2 separate regions of the Homo sapiens genome follow, and region 1 is linked to region 2. The links are chromatin loops, found by intact Hi-C in ENCODE. Cell type or tissue: dorsolateral prefrontal cortex. All regions are shown on one strand. Each heading gives the region's core, and the rest is flanking DNA. Links, peaks and the distances in the headings are about the cores only.

Region 1 (16,740 bases), core at 4,376-12,375, 69 kb after region 2:
TCAAAACTGAGGGGTTTCAGACAAAAGCACAATTTGCATTTAAGTTGGACTGTCCAGTTTTAAAATGAGGTTATATCAATTTCATGAATTTTTTTTCAAAAACAAAACAGCTTTCTTAAAATATAATTCTCATACCATGCAGTCTAGCTCTCTCAAGTGTGCATTTCAATGTCTTGTAGGATATTCACAGGGTTGTTCAACCTTCACCACAATCTAATTTTAGAACATTTTCATCATCCCAAAAGAAACCCTACGGCCATTAGTCACCTCCATTTCACCTGTAGTCCTCATTCGCTGGCAACCACGGATCTCCTTTCTGTCTCTAGAGATTCGCCTGTTCTGGACATTTCATAGAAATGGAATCATGGGATATGTGGTTTTTCTGTGATTGGCTTCTTTCACTTAGCACAATGTTTTCAAGGTCGATCCAGGTTGTAGCATGTATCAGTCTTCATTCCTTTTTATTTCAAATAATACTGCATTGTGTGAAGATATCACATGTTGCTGTTGGACATTTAGATAGTTTCCACTTTTTGGCTATTATGAATAATACTGCTATGAACATTTGTGTACATGTTTTTGTGTGAACCTTAGTTTTCATTTCTCTTGGGTACATACTTAGGAGTAGAATTCCTGGGTCACATGGTACCTGTGCTTAAAAATTTGAGAAACTGCCAAACTGTTTTTCTTATTTATTTTTATTAAAAAAGAGACAGGGTCTCACTGTGTTGCCCAGGCTGGTCTTGAACTCCTATGCTCAAGCCATCCTCCTGCCTCGGCCTCCCAAAGTGTTGGGATTACAGGTGTGCACCACTGCACCCAGTCCCAAACTGTTTTTTTGAAGCGGCTGTAGCATTTCACATTGCCACTGGCAGTGTGGAAGGTTCTAATTTCTCCACATTCTCCTCAGTATTTACTGACCTTCTTTCTGAACTTAGCCATCCTAGTTGGTGTGAAGTGGTATTACATTGCAATTTTGGTTTACATTTCCTTGATGACTAATGCTGTTGAGCATCTTTTTATATGCTTACTAGCCATTTGTATATCTTCTTGGGAGAAATATCTATTCGGATCCCTTGCCCATTTGAAAAATTGGATTGTTAGCCAGGCATGGTGGCTCATGCCTGTAATCCCAGCACTTTGGGAGGCTGAGGTAGGTGGATCACTTGAGGTCAGGAGTTTGAGACCAGCCTGGCCAACATGGTGAAACTCTATCTCCACTAAAAATATAAAAATTAGCCAGGCATGGTGGTATGTGCCTGTAATCCCAGCTACTCGGGAGGCTGAGGCAGGAGAATCGCTTGGACCTGGGAGGCAGATGCTGCAGTGAGCTGAGATCGTGCCACTGCAATCCAGCCTGGGCGACCGAGCGAGACTCAGTCTCAGGGAAAAAAAAAAAAAAAAAAAAATTGGATTGTTTATCTTTTTATTGTTGTCATAAGCATTCTTTCTATATTCTGGAAACAAATCCCTTATCAGAGCTAATGATTTGCAAACATTTTCTCCCATTTTGTGCATTGTCTTTTTGCTTTCTTGATGGTATCATTTGCAGTACAAAAGTTTTAAGTTTTATGAATTCCAATGTATCTTTCCGTTTTGCTCCTGGTTTTGGTATCACATCTAACAAATCAAGGTCATGAAGATTTATGCCTATACTTTCTTCTAAGAATTTTATAGTTTTAGCTTTTACATTTAGCCTGTAATTTATTTTACGTTGATTTTTGTATATAAAGGGAGGGAGGAGTCTAACTTTATTCTTTTGCATGTGTAGTCTTCTTGAAATCACAAAAATAACTCAGACCCCCTTTCTATTAATCCAATGGGCTGTCAGGTTGCATCTCGTGCCCTGGCCCATGCACACCTCCCAGAGCACCTGAGGGCAATTGAGGTGGTACCTGAGATGTCATTTTGCGAGAGATGTGTGTGAAACTAAGAACTAAGCCATAGAGGGACAAGCTTTGGATCTGAACTGGCAACATCCCTTTTGCAGCTGCCCACTCCTCTCCCGGGTAGTAAACTGGGGGCACCATTACACTGGGGGGCACTCTGGCCTTTTAACAATATATTAAAGGTTAAGTTGAGCCTCTGTGTTCTTGTCCTTGGCAGAACACTGACTGGAAAACAGCCTACGTCCCGGGCGCTGTTCTGGGCGTCTCACCTGCATGCCCGCAGCATTCAGGGTACTACTCTTGGCGCTGCTCCACAGTCCCCTGGCTGCACATTCTCAACAGCCCCAACTCTGCTGGCCTCCCGCTTCCAGGGAGGAGGGTGGAGGCAGCAAGGAGAGGATGGAGAGTGTGGGGGAGTGGTGTTAGGGGAGAGAAACCAGTAGAGGAAGAAGATGGCAGGTGTGGAAGAGAGTGTGGAGTAGACAAAGATTTTCAAGGAGCAAAGCAAAGGTAGAAGAGACAGGTACAGGCAGACACTGGACCTGTAATGCTCCTTTTCCTCCTTTGAGCATCAGGAAAGATGACCAGACCACGGCACCTGTGCGCAGACATGCTCTTCTCCACCAGGACTGCCCAAGGGGTGCTCAAGTGTGTGTCGGGGGCAAGTGGGGGCTCTCTGGGTGTGTGTCTTCCTTTCTGGCCCCTGCTTCCTCCTGGCGCCCCTGTGTCTCCCTCTTGCCCAGGTGGCCCTCATGCTGTGAGCATCCACCATGCTCCAGTTCTTCAGGGAGGCCCACCGATCCTCACTGATTATCTGAGCAAGTCCTCTCAATCAGCTGCAGGTTATCGAAGCCAAGTGATGTATTTGCATTTTGGTTTATCAGGCTTCAAGGCTTTCACTTGGAAGGAACCAATGTAAGGGTCTGCAAGGGCCTCATTGGGTTGGGGAGGGAGCAACATAAGGTGGGAGAAGGAATATTTTCTCCTTGTTGCTCCAACTCACATAGGCCTTTCAGTCCCAGCACCTTGCTGTGAACCCAGACCGGCTAAGCCAGGCTGCCAGCCCCCGGGCAGTGGGTCTTTCTGATGTGATCCCCCCAGACTCCAGTTGCTGCCTTCATCACGAATCTGCCTCAACCTTCCTAAAGTTGGATGAGGACCCGGAACACTAGGGCTTCAGCCCTGCTGAGTCACAAGCCACCTGTGTGCCCTTGGGAGTTAACTTGCCACCACCAGGCCTCATCTGCCTGGATAACATGAGAGATTCAAACTGGACCCTTCCCCATCCCCAGCCCCAAGTCTTCTGATTCCCATGACATCATTTTCCAGGCAAAGCTGATTGCCCTTGGTTCCGCACTGGGTGTCCACAGCCGGTTGCTATTCCTGTGCTGACAGCTGCACCTTTCTCTTCCTCCATTTGCAGGGCCTCTGGGGCCTGCTCCCCTGTAGCCCTTTAGATCTGTCAGGAGAGCCAGATGCTGGGTTCACATCCAGTTCAGCCTCTTACTAGCTCTGTGAAGTTGGGTAAGCTACTTAGCCCACCCTGCCTCAGTTTCCCCATCTATAAAATGGGGATGATTGAAGGTCCCTCCTAGGGTTGTTGTGTGGATTAAATGAGTTGCTCTTGAAGCTCATTGAACGGTGCACATGGTAAGGGTGTACACATGCGTTCCCATTACCACTACCACCATGTTCTCTCTGTTTCCAGCCAATCCCTGTGTACTCTGGAGGTGTGGCAGAGAGTGTCCAATCACATTGCAGTCTTCTCCCTATATCCCCATTGTGGACCTAAGTTTCTAAAGATGGGTCCTGCTTTTTCTCATGTCTCCTCTCCGATCTCCCTGGTGTCTGTCCTCCCTGGGTCAGTATGTATGTCCATACAGGGACATACGGAGGTCAGATCTGGGGCCTCAGTCTTGGCATGTCTCTGACCCAGAAATCTGCTTATCTAAAACCAGCACTTCTACGCCTAAACAACCACTCTTTAGCCCACGGTTTTAAAAACCTTGCATTGGGGCCAGGCACTTTGGCTCACGCCTGTAATCCCAGCACTTTGGGAGGCAGAGGTGAGTGGATTGCCTGAGCTCAGGAGCTCAAGACCAGCCTGACCAACATGGTGAAACCCTGTCTCTTCTAAAAATAAAAAAATTCCCCAGGTATAATGGCACGTGCCTGTAATCCCGGCTACTTAGGAGGCTGAGGCAGGATAATTGCCTGAACGAGGGAGGTGGAGGTTACAGTGAGGCGAGATCACACCATTGCATTCCAGCCTGGGTGACAGAGCAAGACTCCGTCTCAAAAACAAACAAACAAAAAAACCCTTGCATTGCAGGTTACAGCTACACACCGTAGACCACACAGTGAGGTTTTCCCACAGTCTGCCTCCCTCCTCCATTCGCTCCATCCTCCTCTGCCTACTCTTTTATTAAATCTAAACTGTGGGATGGCAGATTATTTTAAATTATTTGTTTTGTATTAGTTTATAAATGATATCTTTGTAAATTTGGGGAATACAGAATATGAGATTAAGTAGAAATAAGAATTGGTGTTTTATCTGCTAATCCTACAAATGGAAATACATTTACATACGAACAATGACATGATTTAATACTTTAAAGAGATTTAGTTAACAGAGTGTCTTAAGTGACAAGTTTTAAGAGAGGAGTTAAATGTGGTTATTTGACAATGATTGTAGTTTTAATCAATTTCACTTCAATGATCTTTTATTGATTGTAGTTTTAATCAATCTCACTTCAATGATCTTTTATTTCTGGCGTAGTGAACAAGTGCTCACCATACTCTCAGTCATTTCTGCATCTTGCATCACCTTCTCTCTGGACCAAAATGTTGCTAGGAAAATCAGTTCTGTTGTCAAATGCTGAATTAGACAAACTTATGACAGCATCTTCATTGCAAAACTTCTCAGAGCCTTTAACTGCTAATATAATTGCCTAAGAAGGAAAGACTGTACGTGGCATTACCCAAACATGACTGTGCAACAATCCTATATGAAAACAAAAAGAAAGAAGTATGTTTTAGCATCTTTCTAGGAGTTAGGGTTCCTTGGAATTCCATTTGGGAAACCCATTTTTACATTGAGCCACCAAATGGTTCATTTCACAACCCAAAGCCAATAGCAGAGGCGTGGTACCATGTGTGGCGTGGGGCTGCGTGGAGAGCAGCTTGTGGCTGTTACTGATCTCTAGGAAGCAGATCTAGGATGAAATAGAACGCTGGGTGTGGCCTGGAATGCAGGTGTCCCCATTAACTCGGTGAGTTTGGTTACTCACAGCTGAGGCCGTTTCCCTGCCTATAAACCAGGGATAAGATCTGCCTCCCAGGGTTGTGAAGAATAAATATTACTTATGAAAGTGCTTAAATATAAATGCTCTCGACAAGTGATTTAAAGGAGTTGATTAGTATAGGAACAGACCCCAAAATTGTAACCTTGCTAATATTGTGTTTTATCAACTTGGCTTATGCTTAGTGCCCCAGAATTCCCACACCTCTCCAGCTGGGTACATCACAGCCTGGCCGCAGGACCTCCTGGTGAGGAGCAGAGAAGCGCCAGCTCTGCAGTGCCCAGCCCCTCCCCAGCCCTCTCTGGGACCCACTCCCATTCGCACTGGGAGGCGGACTGCACCAGGACACTCCCTGCCGGGCCACAAGAGCTGCTGCTTGCCTGCACGGCCCAAGTAGTAAAGAGGAAGCCAGGGCCGCTTGCTCCCCTCCCCACTCAACAGAGCCGAGTGTTGCCAGAGCCTAGGCCCCCAGGAAAACAGCACAATTCCCAGATCCAGAAACTGGAGGCACTGCTTGCCACAGGGGCCTCCTCTCCAGGCCCTAGGGCCAAACACAAACTGCTAACTTCGGGGTCTCCAAGTCTTCATCCAGGAAAGTATCTGAAAATGCCCACCTCATGACGGGTTTGCAGACAAGTCAGAAAAAAAGATGTCAACCTCACTGCCTTGATGGGCTTGTATCTGAGTCTGGGAGACAAGACACACATCTAAATAACAGCAGAGACTTTCTTATGAGGAAGTTGCTGCTGTGAGGCAGGCGTGGCACCCACAGGCAGTGGCACAGCTGCCTCTGCTGACCACGGCCAAAGAGCCTCCCTGGTCATTGTGTGATGGTGTCTTAGCTCAGGCAGCCACAACAAAATACCATAGACTGGGTGGCTTCAACCATGGAAACGTATTTCCTCACAGTCTGGAGGCTGGAGCAGGAGGTCAGGGTGCCAGCATAGCTGGGCTCTGGTGAGGGCCTCTTCTGGGCTATGTCCTCACATAGCCTTTCCTCGGTACATTTCAGTGGAAAGCGATCTCTCTCTTCCTCTTCTTATAAGGGCGCCAATCCTATTAAATTAGAACTCCGCCTTTATGACCTCACTTAACCTTAGTCACCTCCATAAAGGCTCTCCAAGTACAGTCATACTGGGACTAGGGCTTCAATATATAAATTTTGGAGGTCTGCAATTCAATACATTGCACATGGTAACAAGGCCAAGGTCATGCATCGTGTTCCCCGGGGCTCGTCTGGCTCACCCTGGTTGAAGGCATGAGGAACATTCTACCAAAGTCTGCTCACAGGGGAGGGAGGCATGGATTTGGTGTAGACAATTAGAAGGGCAAAATGTTAAACTCGTTTGTGGAGTCTAGTTCACTCCTTACTTCCAAGGACGAGAAAGTCACAACTCACAGAAATAAAGATGCCACAGTCCAAGTCTCTTGATGAGATTAACACTTTTAAAATGTGATTTCTGCAATAACCATGCCCATGTAAGCCACCTGAAACTAGTTCTGGGGCTGCCCATGTCCTGCATCCCAGGCAGATGTTCCCAGATGTTGATCTGGCTTCATGTGAAGCTTTGTAAATAGACCTTTAGCAGCTCCTAGGATTAACTCTCGAGGCAGGGAATCCAGAGCCCAACCTACTGTCTTCATTCTACTGACCCCTTAGAAACTTCTGGAGCCTCCGAGGAAACCCTAGGGCTCCAGGGACACAAGTGGGAATTGACTTATCAGAATCCAACATTCTTAGAGACAGTACACAGGAAAGTGACGTGCCCAAAGTCACGCAGGGACAACAGAAAGTTATTGGCAAAACCTGGAACAGATCCAAGGTCTCCACTCAAAGCCTGAGAGTTCCTTCCAGTCCAGAAGATCCCAAACTCAACCAAGTGTCAGAACCCCTTGGGTGTTTAAAATATATTTTTTTCAGGCACCATCCCCAAAGGATTCAATTCAGTGGGTCTGGAGTGGAGCCCTGGTATGTATGGGATTTGCAGTGGTTTGGATGTGGTTTGTTTGTCCCCACCAAAACTCAAGTTGAAATTTGATCCCCGGTGTGGTGATGTTGGGAGGTGGGGCCTGGCAGGAGGTGTTTGGGTCATGGGGAGGGATCTCGCATGAATGATGTGGTGCTGTTCAGGCAGTAGTGAGCTGTTCTTACAGGAGTGGATTTGTTCCCATGAGAGTGGGTTGTTATATAGCTGGAGACCCCTCAGGATTCCCCCTCTCCGCACATATTCACTTCCCCTTTGACCTTTCTCCCTGTGTCAATGCAGCAGGAAAGCCCTCGCCAGAAGCCAGGGCCATGCCCTTGAACTTCTCAGCCTGCAGAACCCTGAACTAAATAAACCTCTTTTCTTTATAAATTATCCAGTGGCAGGTTTTTTTTTTTCTTTTAATAGCAAAACAAAATGGACAAAGACAGGGATTCTTAAGAAACATTAAGTGACTGACATGGCTGCTTTTGCTATAAGCAGGCATTTAAGCTCAGCATGTGTAGCAGCTTTAGTGACGGCAAAACTGTTGGAGGCAGGGAAATAAGTCCCTTGGCTGGCAGTGCAAATCTTTGCTGGCTTGGTCCCTCTAGCACCAAGACTATTCTTGACTCTGCAAAAGAACCAAGGGTGAATCCTAGAACTGTAGGCTGTATCAGATTCCACAGCATCACTCTTCATGCGTCTAGAAAGTTCCCCGCACATTCCTATAGGTAGAACGCGTACATAAACAATGACAGGTGCAGACAGGCGAGCCCACTAATTATCACCATCTGGATGAATAGACTGAAGTAAAAAAAAAAACCTATGTGATGGAATTTTCTCCTCTTTGTTTTCTTATTTCTGGTGGCTTAAATACTGTGTTTAGTTTAAATACAGACATGATCCGACCACAAACATTATGGGCGTAAAAGCCAACACAGCCGACTCCATAGAGAGACTGTTGCTTTCAGGTATGAAATAAAAATAGTGTTTGCTGCATCTCCAGGTGTTCCTGTCTCTTCTTGGCATGTGTCACCTCACTCCTCCACAGGACTTCTCTGGGAAGTTAGTTTACTCCCATTTCAGAGAGGAGTAATCGGCAGAGGAGAGTTTAAAAGGCTCAAGGTCACAGACAATAAGTGACAAAGTTGAGATGAAAAGCCACATGGCACATATTAGCTACAAGCAGGTCTAGCCTTGGTTCCTGAACCCAGAGGCAGGGCTGAGAAGAAGGACTGGGTTCATGGCCTCCTAAATAAAGGAAGTGGTAAGGGAAGTCTGGGCCACTGGGCTAGTCTTTGTTCTGATGTTGAAGGAGGAGCGTTTGAAAGGTAATCGTCTGTGTCGAGTGCATTCCACTCCTGTGCTGTGTCTCCTGGCCCTTGGATACTAGGTGTCTCTGCCCTCATGGCTAACAGGTGGGAGAGAAGGTGCTGAGTTCAGCTGCCAGGACACCCTGGGGACAAGTGTCCCTGATCCACTGGACCCCTTCAGCATTTGGGAAGATGAGATTTTCATCTTGAACATCTGGTATTGGCCGATTGGCAGGCTTTACACTGAATCTCTGGCGGTCTGCACCTGGCCTCTCCCAGTGTCTGGAAGACACTGTGTGTGGGGCTGACCTAATCCTTGGGAAATAAGTGAGTGCTAGTGGCCTGCCTGCCTTTTTTTTTTTTTTTTTTTTTTTTTTTTTTTGCAGCCTGGGATCAGAGCCAGGGCTGGTGCAGCTGTGGGGAGCTGGCAATGCCATTCTTGTCCACTAAGCACTGTGGATGCCATTGTTATCCACAGGGCACTGTGGCACTTGGAGATGAAAAAGATGAAGTCCCTGCCTCCCCCATCGAACTTCCCAGGGTAATGCTGGGCTGGAGAACACAGGGTCTGGGCCTGCTCAGGCAGGTTCTTTGGGAGCAGAGGGCAGAAGGGCCCTTTTGCTACTGGGGAAAATGGCTGAGGCAAGGTAAGGCAGAGGTGAAGCAGAGGCAATGGGCCTCTCCAGGCCTCTAGAACCAGACTCTGCAATGTCTGGAGCATGGCACCCCCCCAGGTGACTTATGGAATCTCTTCAGCTTGTTTTACATCTCTGTGACTTTTGCAGGGTTCAGATGGCATAAAGCTGTTGGGCTGGCCAATTTCTTGGGGTCTCTTTTCTTCTGTGGGCAGGGTTGGCACCTGGTAACTCCCTGTGAAAGCAGAAGCATCTCTTCTGCCACTGGTCTCTTTCGAGGTCAGGTCTTGGAGCCTTGTTAAAGGGCAAATGCCATCTGGCAACATTATTTGTTGTAACGCCTTAGTTCCTTCTCTTTGCTTCTGTGGGTGGGGTTGGCACCAGGTAACTCCCTATGAAAGCAGAAGCATCTCTTCTGCCACTGGTCTCTTTTGAGGTCAGGTCTCGGAGCCTTGTTAAAGGGCAAATGCCATCTGGCAATGTTATTAGTTGTAATGCCTTAGTTCCTTCTACAAAGTGAATTTGCTACTTCCCTACCAGGACCCTGGGAGGGCGAGACTTGGGACAGGTCCTGTCTTAGCAAGATGGGAGATGGAGGGAAGAGAGCTGAGAAGGACCCTGGCCATGTGCCCTGTTCCTTGTGGAGAAAGGGAATTTGCTGGAGGACCTGGGCAGATGATAAGCTGGGGCTGGAAGAGTCCTCATGCCTTGTGCATCTTCCCTTGGCTAATTTTAATCTGTATCCTGTAGCTGTAATAAACCATAATTGTGAGTATAACAGCTTTTAGTGAGTTCCATGAGTCTGTCTAGTAAATTATCAAACCTATGGGTAGTCTTGAGAACCCGTCAAACCTTACAGTTGGCGTCAGAATTGAGGGTGATCTTGCGGATGACTGAGATGACTGTTTCTTCAATTACACAGGTGGGTAGAATCATTTACCACCTGAACGCCTTTTAAATGCTGGCTTATGTGCCGAAGCTAACTGACCATAGACAGAGAAACTAGATTGAACATGAGAATCTAGGAAACAGTTCTTGGAACACAGGCTTTTAGCAGCAGGCGTCACAGAAGCTCCCCATGTGATGGGCCTTGGGAGCCTCCAGTGTGGTGACTACCTGAGAAAGCTGGGCTCTGGCGGAAGCACTCACTGCTGCCAGGATGAAGGGAAATCCTAAGTGAAATATGCAAGTTATGATGACCGTAGTAGGTTCTTGTTTGAGGGAGGACTCTGATTTCCATGGTGAAATGGGCACAGCATCTGGGTGGAATAGGGGTGGAAAGATGGGTTGGTAACAGGGAGCCAGAGAAGGAACAGAAGATGAGTCAGAAGCCTGGGATTTTGATCCTAGTATTGCTGCAAACTGGTCATGACCTTGGGGAGGTTAATGATATTGTGGGTCTCCTCATTTGGTGCCTTGAATGTGGGAGCCCATATAGTTGATGGGGCTATGGAGATAGATTCAAGGAGGATCATGGAAGAGAATGTACAATTGGGTACCTTCTCTGCCAAAGGCATGCTGGGGCTTGACTTAATGGAATAATCAGGGTTTTCCAGATAAACAAACATAATTTTATCGCATTTTTTTTTTCCTTGAGACAGGGTCTTGCTCTGTCACCCAGGTTGGAGTGTAGTGGCGCAATTGTGGCTCACTGCAGCCTAGACCTCCCAGGTTCAAGAGATCCTTCTGCCTCAGCCTCTCTAATAGCTGGGACCACAGGTGCTCACATACAACTAATTTTTTTAAAAAAATTTTTGTAGACATGAGGTCTTGCTATGTTGCCCCTGCTGATGTCCTGGCCTCCAGCAGTCTTCCCGTCTCCGCCTCTGAAGTGCTGGGATTATAGTCATGAGCCACTGTGCCTGGCCCAACTTTGTTGCATCCTTGAGGCAAAATTTCTCCTTCTTCAAGAAACCTCAGTCTTTGCTACTAAGGCCTTCAACTGATTGGAGGGGGCTCCCCAAATCAGTTGAATGGAGGGAAATCTGTTTTTGGTCAAAGTCTACTGAATTAAATTTAATCACATCTAGAAAATTATTTAAAAATCATAAAAATTCACAGCAACATTCAGAGTGGTGTTTGACCAAACGGCTGGGCACCATAGCCTAGGCAGGTTGACACATGAAATCCACCATCACACTCTTTTACTTAATGCCCACAGCAACAACAAAAAGGTGGCAGCATTAGGAATCCACAGTGCTGAGGCTGGCTCTGAGGTGGCTCTGTCTTCATCTTCTCATGGTACTATGCTCTATCTTGTAGATGATCCCAAAGATTCCCCAACTGGAACACTTAAACTCCTTGTGACTCTCTTTTTCCCCCTGCAACTATCTTTATTGTGGTTGACTCAACATAAGATGCTATCATAATCAGCAGAATTATAAAACTGCACAGGAGGTACCAAAATAGGCCATTTACCATAGGTAATGACCCTCATATCATCAAACTTTAAAAATACACAGGAAAGTTGTACACTCTAGACATTTATAAAATATATAGCTAAAAAGAAGATATGGGGTTCCCTCTTTGGGAGGCTGAGGTTGGCAGATTACTTGGGCTCAGGAGTTTGAGACCAGCCTGGGCAATGTGGCAAAACCCTGTCTGGACAAAAAATACAAAAATTAGCCAGGGGTGGTGACATGTGCCTGTAGTTCCAGCTACTTGGGGGGTTGAGGTAGGAGGATAGCTTGAACCCAGGAAGTCAAGGTGGCAGCGAGCCGGGATCACCCCACTGCATTCCAGCTTGGGTGACAGGTAAGACCCTGTCTCCAAAAAAATTAAAAAAAGATACGGGGTTCCACAAGGAGGATTATATTACACAATTAATACATACAAATTAAAGAGCCTCCATGGAGAAACCACAATGGCACAGAATTTTTTTTTTAAAGCAACCACATTTTCTATTTTTCCTACTGTTCCTACCCCAAAAGAGCTCCCAGAATTGACCCCGCCTCCCTTTTTGTTCCTTTGTTTCTTTTTAACAGTCAGTGTAACTATGACAAGTCCTTGCATTGGCAAGTGACACACAGGTGGCCAAGGTGGCCACAGCCACACCTGAAGATACTTTTTCATCACTCCAGCACCCCCTTTTCAAAGCAAGGTCATGATCTGCCAGTAGCCACAGCCTTGGCATTGTGTCTCACTCTGACACTTACCAGCTACTTTGTAACCTCTAAGTTTGAATCTCTGCTGAATAGTTCACGGAAAGCCACCATTCCCTTCACAAAGTCGAGAAGACATTTGTGAGGTACCAGGCATTGGTAAGGACTAAGGCCATAATATGACTGAGACACAGACCTGTTTGAGTTGCTCGGTGTAGCCAATCTTGAGAAGATTATGGTACAATGAGCAAATGTTTGGAAGGTGCTTTTCATATTGTAAAATGTAAGCTCTAAGTTTTCACATGCTCATTGTAGACACTGATTGTACACACTTCCCATGAGCCGATGAAAATAATATAGTTGGCTTCATTGTCACTGTGGTAGTGACTACACATTGTGTTATTCTAAGCATTTATTTGCTTAAAGGTTTAAGAAGTATGCTAATTGCTTAACCACTTGTAAAATCTAAGGAAACCCAGAAGAAATGCTAATGAAAAATGTGAACTGATACTCCACAAAGATTTTCACCAAAGAAAGGAAAGAAAGATTAGGAATGAGGGGTATCATTAGGCAGGATTGATTTTTTTAATGCCAAATGCTAAAAATCAAACTTTTACGAGTGAGGAAGAACACAGCATGGAAAATGTTACATCCATGAACCTGAAGACTCCCCTCATTCCCCCATAACTTGTATTCCACTTGGGAAAATGCCTTCTTCCAGGAAGATAAGTTCTGTAGTTCAGCTGCCCCATGATTGGAGAGGGAAGGGGGCAAATTTCTGTTATCCATTCATCACCTATAATGTCATAGATGACTCATTCTCAGGGGAACTATATTTGGGCCCAAGGGTTGAAATTAGAAGAATAATGTTTTCACCCTGAAATGTATGAATAATTAAAACAAATTTTACCAATATAAAAGGATTATTATTCCTTGACCAGTGATTTTAAAGATACACTGATGGTGAGAAAATTAGTTTTCCCAGTTCACATAGGCTGTAATATAACAGTGACCTGGAATTAAAAAAAAAAAAATCCCGAATGGTCCCCTAGAAGCCTAAATTTTGGCCTAGGAAGAGATCAAGGACAGTCTCTGTTCAGATGTCTTTTTAGCAACTATTTAGCGTTCATACCCCCTGGTACTCTCCAAAAAGCTAGTTAAGTCTATTCCCTTTAGTTTAAAAAAAGTCTGTAACTGAGCTTTTTAAATAAATTATTTAAAGTTAAGAACCAAAATAGACTGTGGACAAATAAGGTTTTTGTTCGTGTTCTGCCCCTACTTCTTTTTTCTGGGCCTCAGTTTCTTTATCTTTAAAATGCAGAGGTTGGAAAATGCGTAGGTTTTATCTCTTTCTGTTCCTTCCAGATTCCCGAAATCACAGATCCCTCATATCATGACCTTTCCCCAGTGCCGCTTAGATTGCTCAGGCCGGCGAAGCTGGGGAAATCCCAGTTGATTTCATGAGCTCTGCCTGGAACTGAAGCTTTGTGCTCTCCTTCCTCTTGGCAGGTCCTGGCTGTGCCCGGACTGGTGTGGGCAGGGATGGTAGGCAGGATTCTGGGGCCAGGCAGGGTCCGAGGGCTTACCTCCATCCCTCGGAAGTGCCTCTGAGACAAACATTTGGTGAGGAGGCAGGGGGATGTGTGGGAAGGGGGTTGCTATGGCAACCCCTGAAATGTGCAGGCTCCAGACCCATTGCCTGTCCCCTTTGGCCTCGTGCTGCTCCTAGAGGTCTTTTCTGATGGGAGGGGAACAGGAACAAATATTGGGAGTTACATGGAGATCTGAGCGCATTCCCAGAAATCCTCCCGTAGCCTCCAGCCTCACTACGGCTTCCAGAGGAGAGACCCAGCGCCAAGACCCCATATAGCTCATGCAAGCATGCCGCGGCCAAGAAACAGCTTCTCTGTGCCTCGCAGTCTGTCTACAAGGCCCAACTTAAAGCCCACCTGCTCCCTTCCTCTGGGCCCCTGTGTGTTTGTCAGCACTGATGTGCATTATTTGTATGTAAGTATTCATAAGGTTTCTCAGCTGTTGCAGCCTGCACATCAACAGAGTGGTTAGCCTCCGTAGAAACTGTTTACGTGGTAAGTCATGTGTTTATGCATCAGTAGCATAGGAAGAAATTGCTGGAGTGGGCAGAGAGATCTGTGCTCCGGCATAAGCTATGGATAAATGAGGGGAGGGGAGGTCAGCGTGGGACTTACCCAGAGAAACCAGGGAGCTGAAGAAGAGAGAGGGAAAGTGGGAGGGAGTGGAGAGAAGGGAAGAGGGGGAAGAAAGAGAGTGTGTGGAGAGAGGGAGAGAAGGGAGGGAGAGTGAGATTGAATCATGAGATAAAAGATTAGCTGATGCTTTGGAAAGGAGGTAAGAAAATTAGAGGCAAAGACAGGTACAATTTAATTAGGCAAAAACTACATGTAAACAACACTTCCTGGCTACAGTAAGGAAACAATTTTGGTTTCAGTTCCTGAGCACTGGGGTCTGCAGGTCTCCTGTGCAGGGCGGGCTCTCTGCATTTTTCTCTGAAGCCCCTTGCAGACCCTGTCTGCTGCTGTCTGCAATGGCTGGAGGGGAGTGTAATCCACTTGAAATTCATGAACAAATCCTCGGAATGGCCTCAACTGCTCCCTTTACTCTTCAACCACAAGCCTGTTCCTGCTGAAAAGATTTCTATTCTCTCGGCCACTCCGCTGCCACGGAGCTGTCAATGCAAGCAGCTGTTGGGCCAGGGTATTTGTACACATGTGAGTTCATCACAGTTTGGTGTTTGCGTGGCCAAGCTGATGCCAGATTGGTTCATCCTCTTCTACTCTGTTCCTTCGGCTTTTTTTTCTCAGACTCCCTTGCTTGGAAGAAAGTTCTGGCAAGAGCCTATACGTAAGATATGAAAACAAGATTCTGTGTATGCTATATATAGTTGTGCACAGGTGTTACATAAGAAATTCATGTGCTATGGGTATAAAACGTGGTCAGAAGACCCAGATGCATAAATCTATTTATTCACAGCCACGTGCATTTGTTTGCAAGTGACCTGGTGGTCCCGGCCCTGGTCCAGAGAATTACTTGGGACCATTCAAAATGAACCATACTTGTCAACATGTTCTCAAAGCCAATTAATGAAAAAAGAAAATGTCAAGTTGCTTCCAAATTGATCTAAGTAATATTTTTTAAAAATGTTCCCAATGAAAGTTATTTATGAGACAGTTCCTATCATTTTACAAACAGAAAGCTTTAATGGCTGTTGTCTTTGTGGGGAGAAAATTCAGATTCTGGCTGGTCATTTAGGGTGCTCCACAGTCTGCACCTAGGATTATTTATCTCTAAGGCTGTGTTCACCACTGCTCCTAACACAGAGTTTATTTTTGATTGTATCTTTTGACCACATGAAAACATCAGTTTCTTGGACACATATCATTGACATGCATGATCAATTTGCAGATGGGCCAAGGCTAAGAGGGATAATGAACTTATTTATTCAACTAATGTTGAACACCTAGGCTGAGCTGGGCTTGGTTCTAGCACTGGGCATGCAGCAGGGAAGGAAACAAATAGAAAGCTTGTATGCTAGTGGGGGAGACAGACCCATGTGTCCGGAGGGGTAAGTGTTATGGAGAGCCAACCTGACTGCAGAAAGGTGGCCTCTCCAAGAAGGTGGTCTGTGAGAGGACACCTATATAAAATGAAGGGGAGCATCTACTGAGATTCAGGAGATGGGTGTTTTCGGGCAGTGAGAACAGCAGATGCAAAGTCTCTGAGACAGGAGTATGCTGGGAATATTTGTGCAGCAGCAAGGAAGCCATGTGTGGCTGGGGTGGAGTGAGTGAGGGCAAGAATGATGGGAGGTGAGGGCAGGGAGGCAGCTAAAGCTAGATCGTGCAGAGCGTTCTGGCCATGGTCATGATTTGGGATTTTACTCTGAGTGACATAGGATGCCACTGGCCGGTTTTGAGAGGGGTGATCGACTGTGTCTCATGTGATGACTCTGGCTGCCACCTGCAGAGGAGGCTACAGTGAGGGTCAAGGGCAAAAGCTGAGAGACCAGTTAGGCAGTTATTCTAATAATCTAGATTAGGACTGTGGTGTTTTAGACTAGCTGAGTGATAGAGATAGTGAAAATAGTAGGATTCTGGTGATACTTTGCAGGTAGAGTTGCAAGAATCTGTTATAGAATCAGATACGGAATGGACAGGGGGGTCAGTGATTCTAAGAATTCTGGACTAAGCAATCAGGAACATTGGGAATAGAGCCGTTATTTATTGAGATGGGGAGTAGTCTGGGGGGGGCGTGGTGGAAAACCAAGAGTTCTATTTAAATAGGTTTAAATGAGTCCATTCATTGTGCTATGAGGATATTTAGTAGGCAATTTGATCTATGAGTCTGAAATTCTGGGGAGAAGTTAGGACTTGAGAAATCATGTTGGAAGCTGTTCAGATGACTTTAGAGAGTGGGGGTAGGTAAAGAAGGGAGGAAGTCCAAGGACCCAGCAAAGAGTGGGAAGGAATGGCCAATGGAACAGGAGGAAACCGAGAG
Region 2 (16,740 bases), core at 4,501-12,500:
GAGCTTCCTAGAATGTTGTATTTTGATTTGCAGTGAGTTCATTAGCTTCACACCTAGGAAGTGATAGTACATTGGGTATAGGAGATGCTTACCATCTTTGAAGGCACAGAGATTACTTAGTAGACTGCTATTTCTTTTTAGAAATTTGGCCATCTCAGATAATCAGGACTTTTGTAAGACAATATATAATATTTGCATTGCATGACAGGGGTTTTTCGCCTGGTCAGATTATTTTCACTGGCTCCTATCTGTATGACCAGCTTAGCACCTGTAAGCATCACCTTGAGGAGCTCTATCTTGAACCTGAACCGGAACTCAACAGTTCCTCTTAGGCAACAAGTTCTGAAGGACTTTGAGGAGAATTTAGTTAATTGTATCTGATGAAAGTAGGATTCATTTATGTGCATCTTGGTTACAGGAGATAGAAGCTTTTTAAAGTGCAGTGTCAAGGGCAATATTATATACCTGATCAGGGGTCATACAAATCACTGTAAAGAGAAAGAAAGCTAAGAGCATTTGAAGCTGCCCATGACTAACACCAGCATATTAATGTAACCTACCAGGATAGCTAATCGAATTATTTTAGGGATGCTTAAGATATTAACTCATACTTCAGCCCCTCAATGTATAGTTTTGGCAGTAAAATACTTTGAGAATTAATGGATTGTTTCTCCTACTTTATCCACACATCATTCATTCATAGAGCCCCTGTGTGACAAGCCAAGCCTGAATATACAACTAAGAAAACAGGCCAGGATCTTATTACTAGTGTGGAACTCAGAGTTCATCAGAGAAAAACAAAAGGAAGACAAACTTTTTAAATGATGATCTTTTTAAAAAATTCAAAGTTAGTTCTCCTCTTTTGGGGTGATTACATTTCCAATGCATATCAAGTTATTAAAAATATTACTTACCATGATTTCAGTGGGAACTAAGGGATTCGAAGATAATTTGGACTGTTTATTTTCCCACAATAGATTTAAAATTTTAGCTCTAAAACCTAAATCACTGAGCAAATCCAGCATTCTTCTTATATGTAACCTTAATTCAAAAGGAATACCTTTTCTTTTCTCAATCCAACTAAAACAGTAATTGTCAACACTTCATGTCGCATTTTATAACAACTTAGGGTGCTAGTTTCTATTATATGGCGCTAGTAATGTTACAGCTCATCCTAATGCAAATTATATTTTATATTAATCCTTATGCTGTACCTCATAGGTAATTAATTAAACAAAGTATTATTTTAATAATGTTACATGTGTAGTTCTTAACACAGACCTAGCACAAAGTAATAAATACTGCATTTGATTATCAAAAGTTATGAAACTATGTGCTATCGGAGAAATCTCTGTATTTGTTTTTAAACAAATTCTAGATGCTGCTAAACCTCTAGCACATTAGAAGGAGTTCTTACCCTTATGGAGCTCATACTCTAGCCAGGATGACCGGCACATAAAGCACTCATGATAGAATAGCATGTAAGAGAAGCCTCACAGCAATGTAGCTGGAGTGCTGCCGGCCTCCTGTTTCTTGGTCAATGTCAGAATCAGATCTCTGTGGCTACATTGGAGCTGATATGCCACACCTATAGAAAGAAGATGTTACCAGAGTGTTTATGCATGTGAATTGTTTTTAAAATAGAAAAGCAAATATCAAGTAAATGTAAAGCAAATATCAAAGACATGTTAAATATTTTAAAGGCAATATAGGCATGGTAAAGACAATGTGATAGTAAACAAATGAAAAGCATTTTACAGGACAATTGATACTTCATTCTCATTCTGTCCTTTACATAATGAAGTGGCGAGTTTCTATTTTCCATAAAAGAAAGAAAAAATATGCATGGAAAGTGACATAGATCTATTGAAAATATTTTTGGAATGATTTCATTAGAGGTACAACTTTTTAACATGGCTTCAGTTTCTGTGAAAGAAGAAGCACTTCTAAAGAAGTACAAGTCTATGAACTTGGAAGTGAATACCAGTAATACTCCTTTGTGTGCCAGATTTTAGAGGGGTTTTCGCTTTTATCCCTGAATGAAGTTGTTGAAACCTGACTTATAAATTTAGGCTCATAGAAGAAGCTTAGGTTATCCTTATAAAGTATTAAAAGATTAGTTACCCTGTAAAAGTAGTTTAGGTGATTTTAGAGTATCTGAGGAATACTATGCAGAACTCATACAGATAAAATGGATTTTGTAAATATTACCATCTTTAAAGGTTTTCTTCAATGTAAAACCCTTTGACTTTAAAATGTCCTTGATTTTTTTTTCTTTTTTAGGGGTTGCACTTTCACTGGCAATATTGTTTAGTTTCTTTTTTGGATGTAATATTTTAATAGCTATATTACGGATGAATTGGTGAAGCCGAGGAAGACACGCCAATAGTATCAGCAGGTGTTTCTCATGTTCTGTATAATTACACATGTGTATCATGGACAGTTTTAAGCAATGGTGTTTAAAGATCCTGCTTAATTGGCTGTAAAATAATTAAATACGGTTTTGACTGGCAAATTTATAATTCTGCTAGATGCATAAGCCAGTGAGCCTGAATGTCAATGCAACCTCATTTTGGAAATATTAGATTAATAGAACTAATTGTACTAAAAGTACAAAGTTTACTCTGATTAATAGTCTTAAAATTCTTCTAGAAGTTTAATCAGGTAAATTTATGTTACTTATCTTTCTTCTTAAACTTTTAATTAAAACTTATTTCAAAAGTTTGAGCTATTAAGTTCTGTGCTTCTCTTTCTAGTTTCTCTGAAGTTGAGTTCTTGCAATTTGTCAGTGACTCCAGCTCCCTTATTGAGTAACATGCCTTATCAAAAGTATTAAAATTATATGCTGTTTCACGTGTATTTGTATCTGCAGCTGACAGGTATCCTGAACATCTTCTCTAACACGTATTGATGTCTACTTATAACCTACTTTAGTGCTGTGTGAATGGATCTAATATACCAAATGTACATGATAAATGTTTTATCTCTGATTCTCATTGATCAGTTTTGAAATGATCAAATGGTGTATCTCAGTAAGACACTAATTCACATTGATCAAATTCTAAATGATCAAGTTGACTTGGTTTCTGCTGAACACAAATTGTATTAAAACAACATTACTTGAACATGCTGCCTTCTCTAATGCAGGAGTTATGTTACCAGCAGTTACATTATAACTAGAGTTATTGTATTATAAAGATGTCTCCTTCATAATGAAAAGTTTACACAAGAAGAAAAGAATGCGATATTACAGGAAGAACAGGGCTTCAGGCAAGGATTTGGGCTTTTACTAACTAATTAAATTCTGCATTTGTATTGGGCCTTTTTTCCCCCTTTTTTAATTTGAAGGGCTGTGAGCAAGAAATATAGCAGCTGCAGTGGTGACATTTTATTCCCCACGGTCCTTGGAGCCAAGTAACATCTTGATTATTCAGTAAGAGACTTAGTAATTGAAGAGGCAAAATTCTAGATAAAGTAAATATACCTGTACCCTTTGTGCACAAGCCTCTTGGTTACAATTACGTCTTTAGAAGTTTCGAGTTATTTGTTGGTTTTTGTTTTTAAAACATCAGCTCACCTATGTCAACTTCCATAGTATATCATGTCCCCTCTGGAATTTGCAAATGTGCTGCTGGAGGAGGATTTCATTTCTGAAATTGAAGAAAGATGTTAATGTACTTATGAATATACTTTGTATATGAAGCTAATGGCAAATACACATTTGGCTGTCACATGGACTCGGTTATTTAGAACACAAAATTCCTCAGGCAGGTTATTTATTATGTCTTTGACTTGTGTCTTCCATCTATAAAATGTAAATTATAACTGTCACCTTCTGTAGGGCATATAAGCTGAGAAAGTTTAAAAGTTAACTGAGAAAGTTGTCTTTGATCCTTATCTAAAAAATGGTCGTAAGTTGTTTTATTCAACTGCAAGATAGTGGCTCCCATTTTAGGAAAGTTGTAGATGATGCAGCTCCTTCCGTATCTCATCGGGGATATGTAAGGTAGTGCCAGCTCCCAAGCTGTCAATCTGCCTGGTTTGTTTGTCTGTCCACCTCCCACCAAGCAACAAATTAGTCCAAGGAAAGTGAGACTGGCTTTGGAGCATGCCAATATTTAACAGTATTTCTTACGATACCCATTTAGAATTGGTTATATTTACAAAGAAAGCTTCGGTATTAATGCTTTTTCCCCCCTTCTAAAATTGGAGCCCTTCAAATCAGATCTGCCTGGTTAGTTATTTACTTTCTTTTTAGTTCCTTGGGTGAGATCTCTATACTTGGTCTAAATACTATTTTCTAAGATAATAGAAGTAAATGTCAAGAAACATTAACAAGAGAGATTTCCATCTGCATTATCTCTCTACTCCATGACTGGTCGCCACAGTATTCCACTCAACTCAGTGGTATCCTGCAGAAAAGGGCAGGGCAGATGGCAAAGCTGATTGGGAATATAGGGATAAAAAGGGCAGGAGCAGGAGTGTACACCAAGGACAAGAGAGTATTGTTAATTTCTCTAAAAAGACAATGCAAAATGCAGCCATCTCATGAACATGGTCACAAGACCAAAAGGGTCACTTTGGAAACTTTTTTCCATCACTTCAGCATAGGGTGTAAAGGAATCTCAGCTGGTGAAATAAGCTGCTGATGGTGCAGCCAGATTGGCCACGTCCTTCGTAAGTCCATGACCTGGAGCATTCTTCTCTGTTCTTGCTGTGGCAGTTGGGGTTTATTGGTGTTGCACCAAGCATCTTCTTTCCTTTCGTATAAGTGGTTTATGTGTAAACATGTAAATGATCAAACCATTCTTGTGGCAGCTCTTAGGTTTGTGGCCATACACTCCTGGATTCATGATTCGTTCTGTGTGAGCTAACAAATCATTCTGTCTTCCCCAGCAGGAACATCAGTATTGAACTTTCTTCTTAATCAATACGATCCATTAAGAATCTAGTATACCCTACATGGTTATATGAAATATTAATTGCACACTGTTAGTTAGATAAATGAAGATTCTGCCAAAATGATAGCTTATTTCCTTCCTTGTATCATAATATTTTAAATGAGATCATTCTGAGTTCTAGGGTACATGATATTTTGGAATTTGTTTATTGATCCTTGCTTACTTGAGTAATTAACTACACAGCTCACAGTTGGAAAAGACATTTCTAACTGAGACTACTAGGTTTGTCCTCTTGCCAATTCCAACTAGAATTCATTTACTTGTTAAGGGCTTCAGTTAAAAATCATGCTTTCAAAGATAAGAAAACATATTTTGCGTTTTGAGTGCAACTAAGCTACAGTGAAACTTGTAGGAAGCCAAGTTAAGAGTTAATTGTCTGACTGACCTGCCCTGTTATAAGATATCCAGAAAGACTTCTAGAAGGTAGAATTTAAATTCTGTCCTTATGTCAGATATGCAAAGTTAACAATCTTAGGACTTGAGCACAGTTAAAGATTTTATCAAAGAAGTTATCTACACATAAAAATGGTAGCTCAGGGTAGTTTCTGGAACATTATATAGGTTCAGCCATAGTATAACATCAAATTAATTATGTCTTATCACTCCAGAGTTTGGTAAGCCTATCCCAGATGCTATCAGCCCTTCCCTGGTTTCAGTCAGATAATTAACTTATGAATGTATTTAGCTGCCCATTCACTCTGCCTGGGGTAAAACCACATACTAAAATTGAAACCAGAACTTTCAGGATACATTGTATTTAAACTTGTATTCTTGTTGCTCATTTGAATGTATAATTACCAAGTCACCCCTCATGGTTTCAGTCTTGTCAAGTATTCTTATTTCTGGCTCTTCTGATTTTTCTTAAGAGATAAGCAAACAAAATACAAAAATTGTTAGATTGGACCTTATAAAATTTTAAAATTCTGCCCATCTTAAGACATCATTAGGAAAATTTTTTTCATGGGCAAAAGACTTGGACACTTCAAAGGAAGATGTAAGAATGGCCAAATAGCACATGAAAGGAGTTTCTACATCATTAGATACCAGGGAACTGTACATTTAAAACATAGGAATGGCAAAAATCAAGAAGACTGACAATACTAATTGTCTGGAAAGATTGTGGAGAAACCAGAACTCACTTTGCTGGTGGGGGTATACAATGGCAAAAGTCCTTTGAAAAAAAATGTTGGCAGTTCCTTATAAATGTAAAGCATACACTTGCTGTATGATGCAACAAGTCTAGTCCTAGGTATTTACCCAAGAGAAATGAAAATATACATCTACAAAAAGACTTGTACACCTATGTTCATAGCAGGTTTATTCATAGTATCAAAAACTAGCAACAATCCGAATGGTCATCATTGAGGGAATGGAGAAACAAAACAGACAGTATTCCACTCAACTCAGTGGTATCCTGCAGAAAGGGGCAGGAGAGATGGCAAAGCTGATTGGAATATAGGGATAAAAAGCGCAGTTTTCTACTTTATATTCATACAGTAGAACACTATTCAGCAATAGAGAAGAGCAAACTATCGATACATGTAACAGCACGGATGGATCTCAAACATCATGGTACACACAAAGAAGCCAGATGCAAAACAGTACTTCCTATGTGGTTCATTTAAACGATGTTCAAAAATAGGCAACATTTGCCTGTGGTGGGAATAGAGGAGATTTGATTGGAAAGGGACCCAAGCAGCATTTCTGAGATTTTGGGAATATTCTGTTGTATTCTGAGTGATAGTTTTACAAGTATATACAGGTATGTAACTTCTAATACAATATGAACACTGAAGATTGGTGCATTGTGATATACAGGCTGAGCAGCCCTAATCTGAAAACCCCAAATCCTCCAAGATTGGAAACTTTTTGCATGCCAACATGATGCCACAAGTTGAAAATTCCACACCTGACCTCATGTGACAGGTCACAGTCAAAGGCAGGTCCACAACATGTAGTCTGTTGACTGTGCCTCAGGAAGAAAATGACCTTCAGGCTATGTATAGTATATATGAAACATAAATGGATTCCATATTTTGGTTGGGGTCCCATCCCCAAGATATGTCTTTATGCATATGCAAATATTCCAAATTCCAGAACCCAAATTCAAAAACACTTCCATTCCCAAGCATTTCAAATAAAGGATACTCAACCTGTGTGTTAATTATACCTAAAACACCCTAAATTAAGAAAAAATATACCCCAAATATTGGGAATTCCCAGTTTCTATCTGTAATTTGTCCTAGATAAAATGCTTCTTCAATTTAATCACAGTCTTAAATGTAGGATTCCTAATCCTATCCATAATCATATTTTTTTCATTAGAATTTGAATCCCTTATCTCAGAGTCAGGGCTGTTCATTCAGAGTATTTTATTACTGTAGAAATAGAGAGGGATAAATCTTGCTTGTATTTCATTTATTTATTTTCTTAAAGAATCAGTCTTTTTTCCCCCCATTAAGTTACATTTGCCTGTTGTACTCTCCTCCTCTTCAACCTAGGACCTTGTAGGTAGGCTTGGATAAGGTTTGAAAATTACTTTTGATAAAGGGATTTCAAAGGCAGTATTTGTGAATGAAACATTTGTACAGTAGCACTGGTACTTTTCAATATAATAATCATATGCAGTAATTTGTTCATACTATTTATTGAGTCCTGGCAGAATGCTTGAAAACTTGTAAAAGCTTGCGTCTTGGCCCTTCCTTACATGTTGAAATGAAAGCACACATGTTCATATGTTAGTGTCGCCAAGCATCCCCAACTTGCTCACATGCCTGCCTTAAATTATTTCATGTGCTTTCCCATTCAGTGGCCAATAGTTAAATTGCTGTGTTCCTTTTGTGAGTGTGTATGTCTAAATGCTGGTAATCAACCGAGTCCCTGGAAAACTGATAAATGTGCTCATTAAGGAGAGTTCTTGCTCTTGGCTCTGTTTCACAAGTCACCTCAGCTAGTGTTTCTGGATGAAGCTGGCAAGAAACACTGTGCAGTGATACATCTGGCTTTATACTCCTTTTCAAGGACTAAAACCTCCTTTTTTAGTATGTTAAACATGCATTGTAGGGATATTGCAATTACAAAGAAGTAAGCTATTTGCCAATTACATTATTTACACAAGAAAAACCAAGGGCTGCTGCTGTGTGGTGAGATTTTTAATTTTTTATGCACTGCCATTTGCTCCTCCTCTTGTTCTCTTGAGCATCTGAGATTACACAAGTGCCTATTCATTTGTGAGGCAGAGCCATCTATGCAGACTCTGAAGTCCACCGGCTAGCCACTGGCATAGATCTCAACAAAGCTGACTATGTGAGAGATGCATTCAGCATGGTTTATGATTGGAATGTCGAAGGTAGCATACACCTGTTCCTGCTTTCAGGATGAAAAATGAATTGCCAATTATAGTAGACATGTTCAGACAGACGCTTCATATGGTAGAAGCTTGCTTGGCCTGCTTTATGCTGGGCCTCCAACTATGAAGCCATCAGTTCTGAAAAAGGGGTGTGTTGGCAAGGAGGAGAAGAGAGAAGGGTATCGATCCTTGATCTGTTACCATGTTTTGTGCTTGTGCAAGCTGTGGGCAGGAGGTCAATGCCTCACACCTTTGTTTCCCAAGCAGAGCTCTTGAACAAGATGAAGTGATCAAAGCTGGGTGGTAGTGCATTATCACAGTCTCATTACTTTGCAAGCTGCATGCCCAGATGCTGCTGTTTTCTGCATCAGGCTTCGCTGATTTACATTCGTAACACCTCCATTACAGCTCATTTGATACTGCTCATAATCAACCAGTTCTTGTCTTTTCCTGATAGTGTTTCTCCAATACAAAAGACGCTAGTGTAATGAAGAAAATTAGCATTGCTGGTATAGAATTCATCTTTAAGACATCCTGGTTAATTGACAAGAAGTGGGAACCAAATGCTTTGTCATGACTTAAGTCATTTGTGGTTTTGGTTTGGTTAGTTGGGTGTTGGTTTGGGGCTGTTTTTGAAGTCTTTGAACTTGAGTTGTTGGATATTGCCAGCAGACCTATTTTGACTCTTTCTGTCTTGGGAGTTCTTTTCTGTTAGTGAATTCCGACACCCTGTCCTTATTTGTTTGGTTTCTTCCCCTAGTGAGCTCAATGGCATATATCTATTTTTTTAAAGATATTAATGCAACAATTTTGCTTTGAAGAACTTACCATCCTCAGTATTAACACATACATTCATCAAGGGTCTCTTTGATGTTCCATGTTCTATGGGCCCTGAAAATACAGACATATCAGTTTGAGTCCCTGCCCTCAGAGGGCTTATACTCATTGGGATCATTAGCTCGACTGCAGAAGCATCAAAACTTGATGCAGGAATTATTACTAAAAGATTTGTTCGTGAAAAATTTTGAGTATCTTATACATTCCATATGGTTGTTATAAGTTGGGAATATAAAAAGTGACCAAAACATGTTAAATGCTAACATGAAGGTACAAACCATAAAATGCAGTAGGACTAGGAGGTTCGGAATCCCAGGGGAATCTGGATTGCATGAAGAGGTGACTGGCATAAGCTGGATCTTCTCATCTTGAGATTTTCTTAAGGTAAGAAGAGGGAGAATGGCCTTGCTATGAAGAGGGCATTGAATAGTGAAAATGGCTGAAACAGTGTGGGAGAGGTCTAGTGGAATATGAGACCACAAAGCAAGACTGGAGTCAGACTTGAAGAACTTGAAATGCCGTATTTTAAAAGGCAGAGTTAATAGGGCATAAAGATTCAACCAAGTGTTCTACCTACTTGGTGGCCGAGCGTGGTGGCTCATGCCTGTAATCCCAGCACTTTGGGAGGCCGAGGCAGGCAGATCACAAGGTCAGGAAATCGAGACCATCCTGGCTAACATGGTGAAACCCTGTCTTTACTAAACAGAAAATTAGCCTGGCGTGGTGGCGGGCACCTGTTGTCCCAGCTACTGGGGAGGCTGAGGCAGGAGAATGGCGTGAACCCAGGAGGCGTAGCTTGCAGTGAGCCGAGATCATGCCACTGCACTCCAGCCTGAGCGACAGAGCGAGACTCCGTCTCAAAAAAAAAAAAAAAAAAAAAAGAGTTCTACTACTTGGGAATATTTTTTTCTTTCACCTATCCCTGGTCCCCATAATTGTCACCACTAGGATTATGCCTTTTGAGTTGGTCATTGTTTCTGGAAGTCTTCTATCAAATAATACAATATAATATTGGGTGCATAGATGTTGTATACGTTTATTATATGATAATTAGAGTTTACTGCACCAAATTAATGACTATCACTCTTAATATACTAATGTCCACTCAAAAATAACCACATATTAGCTTGCCATATTGATTGAGAGCAAAGTTCAGGGACTTGAAAGGACGGAACATAGTAAAGATTAGTTCTGATTAAAAAGGTGGGGAGGAGAGAGTTGAGGAAAGATTGGGTTCATAGGATGTTGCCTGGGGAAGTCCTAGGGCATTAGGCAGAAAAAGAGCCTCATCTTTTCATACCAATTGAAATGGTATATGATTAGTTTTCATTACTCCTAGCTATGATATCTTTGAATGGTGTCCTAAGAATTCACAAGGTACCAGGTTCTTTGTGTCATTGCAATGAATGTGTGAGAGACAAACGTATGTGGTTTATTCAGATGTGTTTTATCTGGATGTCTAATTTTTAATTTATGTCTATAATTCTGATTGAATGTGCCCAAAATAGATAAAATTAGCTCACTTACTAGGCAAATTTTCTATTGCTAGTCCACTTGATTATTAAATGAGCCTTTTAAAGTATTCTCTCTCCTTCCCATTGAATTTTATGAACAACTTTTCTCTTTTGATATCCTTCCTGGAGACTTACTGTAGCGAAAAGGATATGAAATTGATAAATAATACAGGTGGCCCCCCTTATCTGCAATTTTGCTTTTTGCAGAGTACAATAAGATACTGAAAGACTACATTCACATAACTTTTATTCTAGTATATTGTTATATTTTATTATTCTTGTTGTTAGTCTGTTACTGTGCCTAAGTTATAAATTAAACTTTATCATAGAGGTATGTGTAGGAAAAAACATAGTTTATCTAAAGTTAAGTACTATTCATGGTTTCAGGCATCCACTAGATATCTTAGAATGTATCCCCCATGGATAAAGGGGAACTAATGTATTAGATTTTTTTCTCTTTTAATTTATCAAGGAAGTATTTTTTTTCTTGTAACAAGGGAAATGTAATTTTACTCCTCTTTTCTTTTCCAGATCAACCTTTTAAAAGTAAAGCATGTGAAGTTGCAGTTTGATATTTAGCCTTTCACATTTATCTCTATGAGTAGATATGTTAATAAACATAGATTTTGTTTTGTTTTCACAGAGTGTAAGACTATACCATACGTATTTTAACTTATATTTATTATGGATACATCCCCCTGGGTCAACACATAAATTCAACGCCTTCTTTTAAATCCAACTCATTCTTCTAAATAGCTGCATCATGCCTCATAGGATTGGTCTGTAGTCCTCTACTGAAAGTTTCTTTCAAGTGATTGGTTTTGGTTTTTTGTTTTGTTTTGTTTTGTTTTGTTTTGTTTTTGGTGGGGGGCGCGGTGGGGGCGGATAGTGCAGAAGAAGGCTGCAGCGAAACAAACTCATACCTAAACCCTAAGGAACTGGTACTTTTATTTCCGTAACATGGATGGGGTTTGAATTGTGACTGTTCCTTCCAACTGTGTAGCATTAAGCTACTTAACTCTTGATCTTCTTTTTGCTGATATAGGACATGTACATATAATACCTCATGGGTTGTTAATAAGGGTTAATGAAATGTGGGTAAAATTCTGGGCATATAGTAGGTACTCAACTCTATACAGGTCAGTTTCTTTTAGGGATCTAGTAGTTAAGAGTCAGGGCCCAGGTTATTTAACCTTAGAAGTTGTATCACAATATGAATCAAAAATTGGCCTCCCAAGACTTTTTTTTTTAAATTAAAAAAAAGGAAATCATGTTTTGTGAAAATTATAGGCTTTTTTGACTTGTATAATTTAAAAATACTGCATTTTGGCACAACCTTTGCAGCTTTTGCTGCTAGTTTGTAATTCCCTAGAGGTGAATTGAAAACATTAGTGGCAGAACTTTTTCCATTAACTCTGAGAAAAACTACAGAGCAAAAAATTGTCCTTTGGCAGAAATGTCAATCCATACCTCTTTTGAACATTTGGAAAGTGAAGCGCTGAGAAGCTGATATAATAGGAGAATTGAAAACCAAAATGTATACACATCTTCACCTTTTCTAACAGACGACAAGACAAATGAAAAATACATCCTCAGAACTTGATGATGCAAAGAAAATAGGATTGTTGCTCCAGAAAGTGCATTAGGCTGGGATCTTTAAAAGAGGCCGAGGCGGGTGGATCATGAGGTCAGGAGATCGAGACCATCCTGGCTAACAAGGTGAAACCCCGTCTCTACTAAAAATACAAAAAATTAGCCGGGCGCGGTGGCGGGCGCCTGTAGTCCCAGCTACTGGGGAGGCTGAGGCAGGAGAATGGCGTGAACCCGGGAAGCGGAGCTTGCAGTGAGCCGAGATTGCGCCACTGCAGTCCGCAGTCCGGCCTGGACGACAGAGCGAGACTCCGTCTCAAAAAAAAAAAAAAAAAAAAAAAAAAGATTTGAGTGCTAAGCTTTTGGCCACGTTCTTCAGAAGGGCTGATCCATTCTTATTAATGATACATCTATTTGTACTTCATGTCATAAAATTCTACCTTTATATGCTACAGTATCTAGGAAGTAGACGTAAGAAAGAGCAAATGTTTAATATACTACAAGTTTTGCTGTAGCATCTACCAGAAAATATGCTTATTTTCTCTCGTCTGTGGTTCCTGGTCTTCCTGATTTCTTTTTAAGTTTATTAGGACTTCTCTTCATTTTTCCACGCCATAATGTCAATATAGGTACAATGAAATAATAAGTATCCACATGTTAAAATGTTTACTGAATATAATGTTTATAGATATTCTTCACATCATTCAGTAGACCTATTCTAGCAAGTTACTTCTCATTTTCCACCCCACCCAAACCCCACAGTCTTAGATTTTATATCTGTGAAATGGTAATAACAGAGCTGTTATATTGGAATTAAATGAGGTCCATTTATGTTTTTAGCATATCCTAAGCAGTGAATAGTGAGCTATTAATAATTACTGTAGTCACAATAGTTGAATTTTCTGTTGGGTGAATTTTGTGTTTTTTTAATTGATGCTCATCATATGATCTAATATATATTTCCCTAGAGGATAATTCTTGAACGCAATAAAATTACAATTGAGTATACCAGGCCTCTTAAAAGCATGTGTTTAAAGGTAAATGCTTTCTGTCAAATTATTAACCAACAGTTAGCAGCACTACTCAAAATAATAATTCTGTTTTAATATGCTACATGAGAACTACATAATGTGGTTAGACATACATACGCAATGGTATGCTCAGACAAAATGCAGCCATTGTTAGTTCATGATATAGTTCTCACCTAAAACCTTGTCATAGTTTTAGAATATTTTTCTTCACTTGAGATTCTAGACAACGATAGGTTGGTAGTGTATACTGAACAAACAAGATTCTTCCTAACGTGTTCTGTAGTCACTTGCTCAGCATTTGGGCCATATATATATTTTTTTTTCCAGAAGTAAAAAGGACAGTGTGGCTAAGTGTCTAGATTAGTCCCCAAAAGCCCGTTTAACCCCTGCAGTTCAGAAAAGAAGACTAGATGTTAGGGGCAATAAAAAAAAAAAAAAAAAAAAAAAAACACTAGCACATTTTCCCATGTTTGTGCATACATGTGTGTTTAAACTACATTCTGGATTTAAAAGCCTGGGCTAACTCAATCACAGGTGCAGCCTTGTTTCTATGAAAGGAGATAAATTCCTATAGAGAGTGAGAAAGGGATGCGGAAGCCATAGCAAAGAGAAGCCTCCCTCCCTTCCAGTCCCTCCTGTTGTTTTCAAACATTTTTTGTTAGCAGTTAGCGGAATCCTAATACCCACAACTGATAATATGCTATCTTAATACTATTACTCTAGTTTATAAGCTTACTTACAACCTTTGCTCATTATGAAGAGAACAATGAAGCTTATTTTTATGAATACAACATTTAAAAATTAGGGGCCAAGGATGATGGCTGCAGTCCTATATCAGTCCCAACAGCCAAAGTTATGTGTTTGGTTGAGTGTTACGATGATCCTGATTTGTGGTGATAAGTAGTGGCAAATAATAACTTTTTTTTTTAACAGCTTGCCTTGCAACCACAAGATGCTCATCCATCAATCTGATCCAAATGATTAAAAGCGAAATAAGTTTCTGCTTCAAAGTTAAATAATCGACATTATCTAATAAATCATAATATAGAAGTTGGGACAAACAGCCAAAACTTTAAATATTAAACCACATTATGAAAATAACCTTGGATACCTCCTGGGCTGATCTTTTGCCATCTTTTCTCATGCACTTCAGTGTTCATTCACTAAAGGGAGGGAAGGCCTTCCGCACTCACGCTTTGGCCCGGCTCACGCTGCCCCCGCAGCACAGCCACAGCACACCTCACCTTCACCACCTTCCTCCCGATAAACTCAGCCTTTTGTTAGGACCTGTCTCATGTGTTAATTCCTCTGCTTTCTCTGTAAAGTCTTTCTAGACACCTCCCTTCCTACTAAAAAGCCATAATTAATTAATTGTTCCCTGTGTGTTTATGTCACTCCAGCCCTTATGACAATGTAAGTGGCATCAGTGTTGCCTGTGCCCCATCTCCCTTCTCAAGTGTGAACCGTTTAAGGTACAAGCTGTATCTGAGCCAGCTTGATGGGAGCATGCCTCTCTCTAACAGGTGCTCAATTAGTATCAATATTTCCATCTACTAAATTGAACTCTTATAAAATGTCCATGCTTCTTAACTTAGACTCCTGCAGTTCAGAATGGAAGACTAGAGGTTAGGGGCAACAAAAAAAGCAAAAAGAAAAAAAAAAGTGCGTTTTCTCGTGTGTGTGCATTTAAACTACATTCTGGATTTAAAAGCCTGGGCTAACTCACTCACAGGTGCAAATAAGAGTGTTTTTACTCTGAAAGGGATCTAATATAGCTCTGAATTTACACTAGAGGAAACTGTTGTCTAAAAACTAAGAATTATAGACTTGGGAGTTTGAAGGGCCCATTGCCAAGGTTATAGTCTAGTTAACAGCATGTGAATCTCATTCTTAGTTGAACTGAAACCTTCTTGAGGGCAGGAATTGTATTTTATCCTCTTTATCGATCTGCCCAAGCACCTGGCATATATACTGTGCTTGGATAATACATATTTAAATAAATGCATTCAGCAAATTAGGTGCCTGTGGCTATGTTGACATCTCTGTGTCTGGCCTAATGGTTTGATTTATCTGGCTGTTAATGGTCTTCATTACAGGCTGTTAATACAGGGCTGATTTTTGTTGGACATTAGCTAATTGCCAGAGTTCATCTCTAGTACATGCCAGATAGAAGCTGGGCTTTTCTCTTGACGGTATCAATAGGATAATTAAGACTATAGCAAAATTCAAAACATGATGGAGTATTTATTACATTAAGACTTGTCATTAATTGGGAATTCCTTCAGTTCAGATTTCTATATAGTGTGAATTTTTGTCAAGGGAAAGTTATTGATATTAAAAATTTGTTGACTTTTGCTATTTTTAAGGACTGTTTTTTTTGCTTCTGTTCATGTAGACAGATTTATATATTTTCTAGTTTGAAATTTCAACTTGAAAACACAGCATCTTCAAGTCAGGTAACTGTCTATCAAGAACACCAATTAAATACTTCATAACAAGTTTTCTTCTTATAAAAGCCTACCCACCCACTTTCCCCCATGAGGTTTCTATTGTCTGTTATACCAGTCTATATTAATTATAGGCATTTTCTGAGCAAAGCACTGATGAAACTAAGACATAGAGGAGAAAATTCCTGTGTACTTTAAGGATAAGAGAACCATTCCTTTTTCTGGCTCAATTAAAACTGGACTGATTGTCAAGTCCCATTAACCTAGTGGGTCACTACCTTGCTTGCATTAGTGGCAGCCCCACCGTAATGTGGAGCAGTCTTGCCACGTCGTGGACACATTTATGAAGATTGATAACAGCTAAGGTTCAGTGTTAACTTTTATTGTCAGGCAGGCTGTACAAGAAACTGTCTGGTATTGGCTTTTGCTTTGATTTATGAAAAGGTTGCCACATGAAGAAGATATCACATAAAACAGCACTGCTGGCAGCAGCGTTATTCGGTGCAATTGTAACCATAGCAAATAATAACTAATGGTAATTAGGTTCAGCATCATCTCTTGCTACTTTCCATAGTTTGGCTGGGGTGGGCCCTCATAGCAATATAATACACTCCCAAAGGAATGGGTGACTCACTTGCTTTTGCTTGGGTTAGCACATATTTCTCCAAAGCTTTCCTTTTTTCTTTCTTTCTTTCTTTTATTTTTATTTTTATTTTTTTTTTGAGACAGGGTCTCACTCTGTCACTCAGGCTGGAATACAGTGGCATGATCATAGCTCACTGCAGCCTTGACCTCCTGGGTCAAGTGGACCTCCTGGGTCAAGTGATCCTCCTGGGTCAAGTGATCCTCCTGTCTCAGCCTCCTGAGTAGCTGGGACTACAGGTGCAGTAGCTAGCAGTGTGATGCTGGTTCTTTAAGAGAGAACCATTAAGAAATTGATTTCATGTTCAGTTATCCCAAGGTGTCAGTGATCGAGTAATTACCTGTTGGCTTTGCCTCAGGGGAGACATG

Evidence for each region. A loop is a pair of places that touch in the nucleus more often than their neighbours do. Peaks named below come from ENCODE experiments on the same cell type or tissue, not always from the same donor. Only the 100,000 strongest peaks of a DNase experiment are listed, where the experiment ranks them.
Region 1: it touches region 2 in a loop (2.5-fold over the local background); 2 of 110 quality-filtered maps call a loop at or near these places.

What each region holds. Positions count from the first base shown.
Region 1 is chr7:132,748,471-132,765,210 of GRCh38, reverse strand. It overlaps LOC124900236 (small nucleolar RNA SNORD46), which reads right to left and starts at 12,188; the gene lies at 12,085-12,188. LOC100506937 (a long non-coding RNA gene) reads right to left here and starts at 6,241. Exons shown (of 2, transcript NR_134332.1): 1 at 5,806-6,241; 2 at 4,579-4,893. RefSeq lists enhancers at 5,639-6,192, 13,881-14,511. In dorsolateral prefrontal cortex, for the core only: a CTCF peak has its summit at 8,943; a DNase peak (open chromatin) is centred at 8,950; H3K27ac peaks cover 505 bases.
Region 2 is chr7:132,817,603-132,834,342 of GRCh38, reverse strand. The region is part of intron 6 of CHCHD3 (coiled-coil-helix-coiled-coil-helix domain containing 3); the gene reads left to right. Among named protein-coding and RNA genes, the nearest start is that of FLJ40288, 180 kb to the right of the region's middle. In dorsolateral prefrontal cortex, for the core only: no CTCF peak of the experiment used is centred there; a DNase peak (open chromatin) is centred at 8,226; H3K4me3 peaks cover 443 bases; H3K27ac peaks cover 1,487 bases.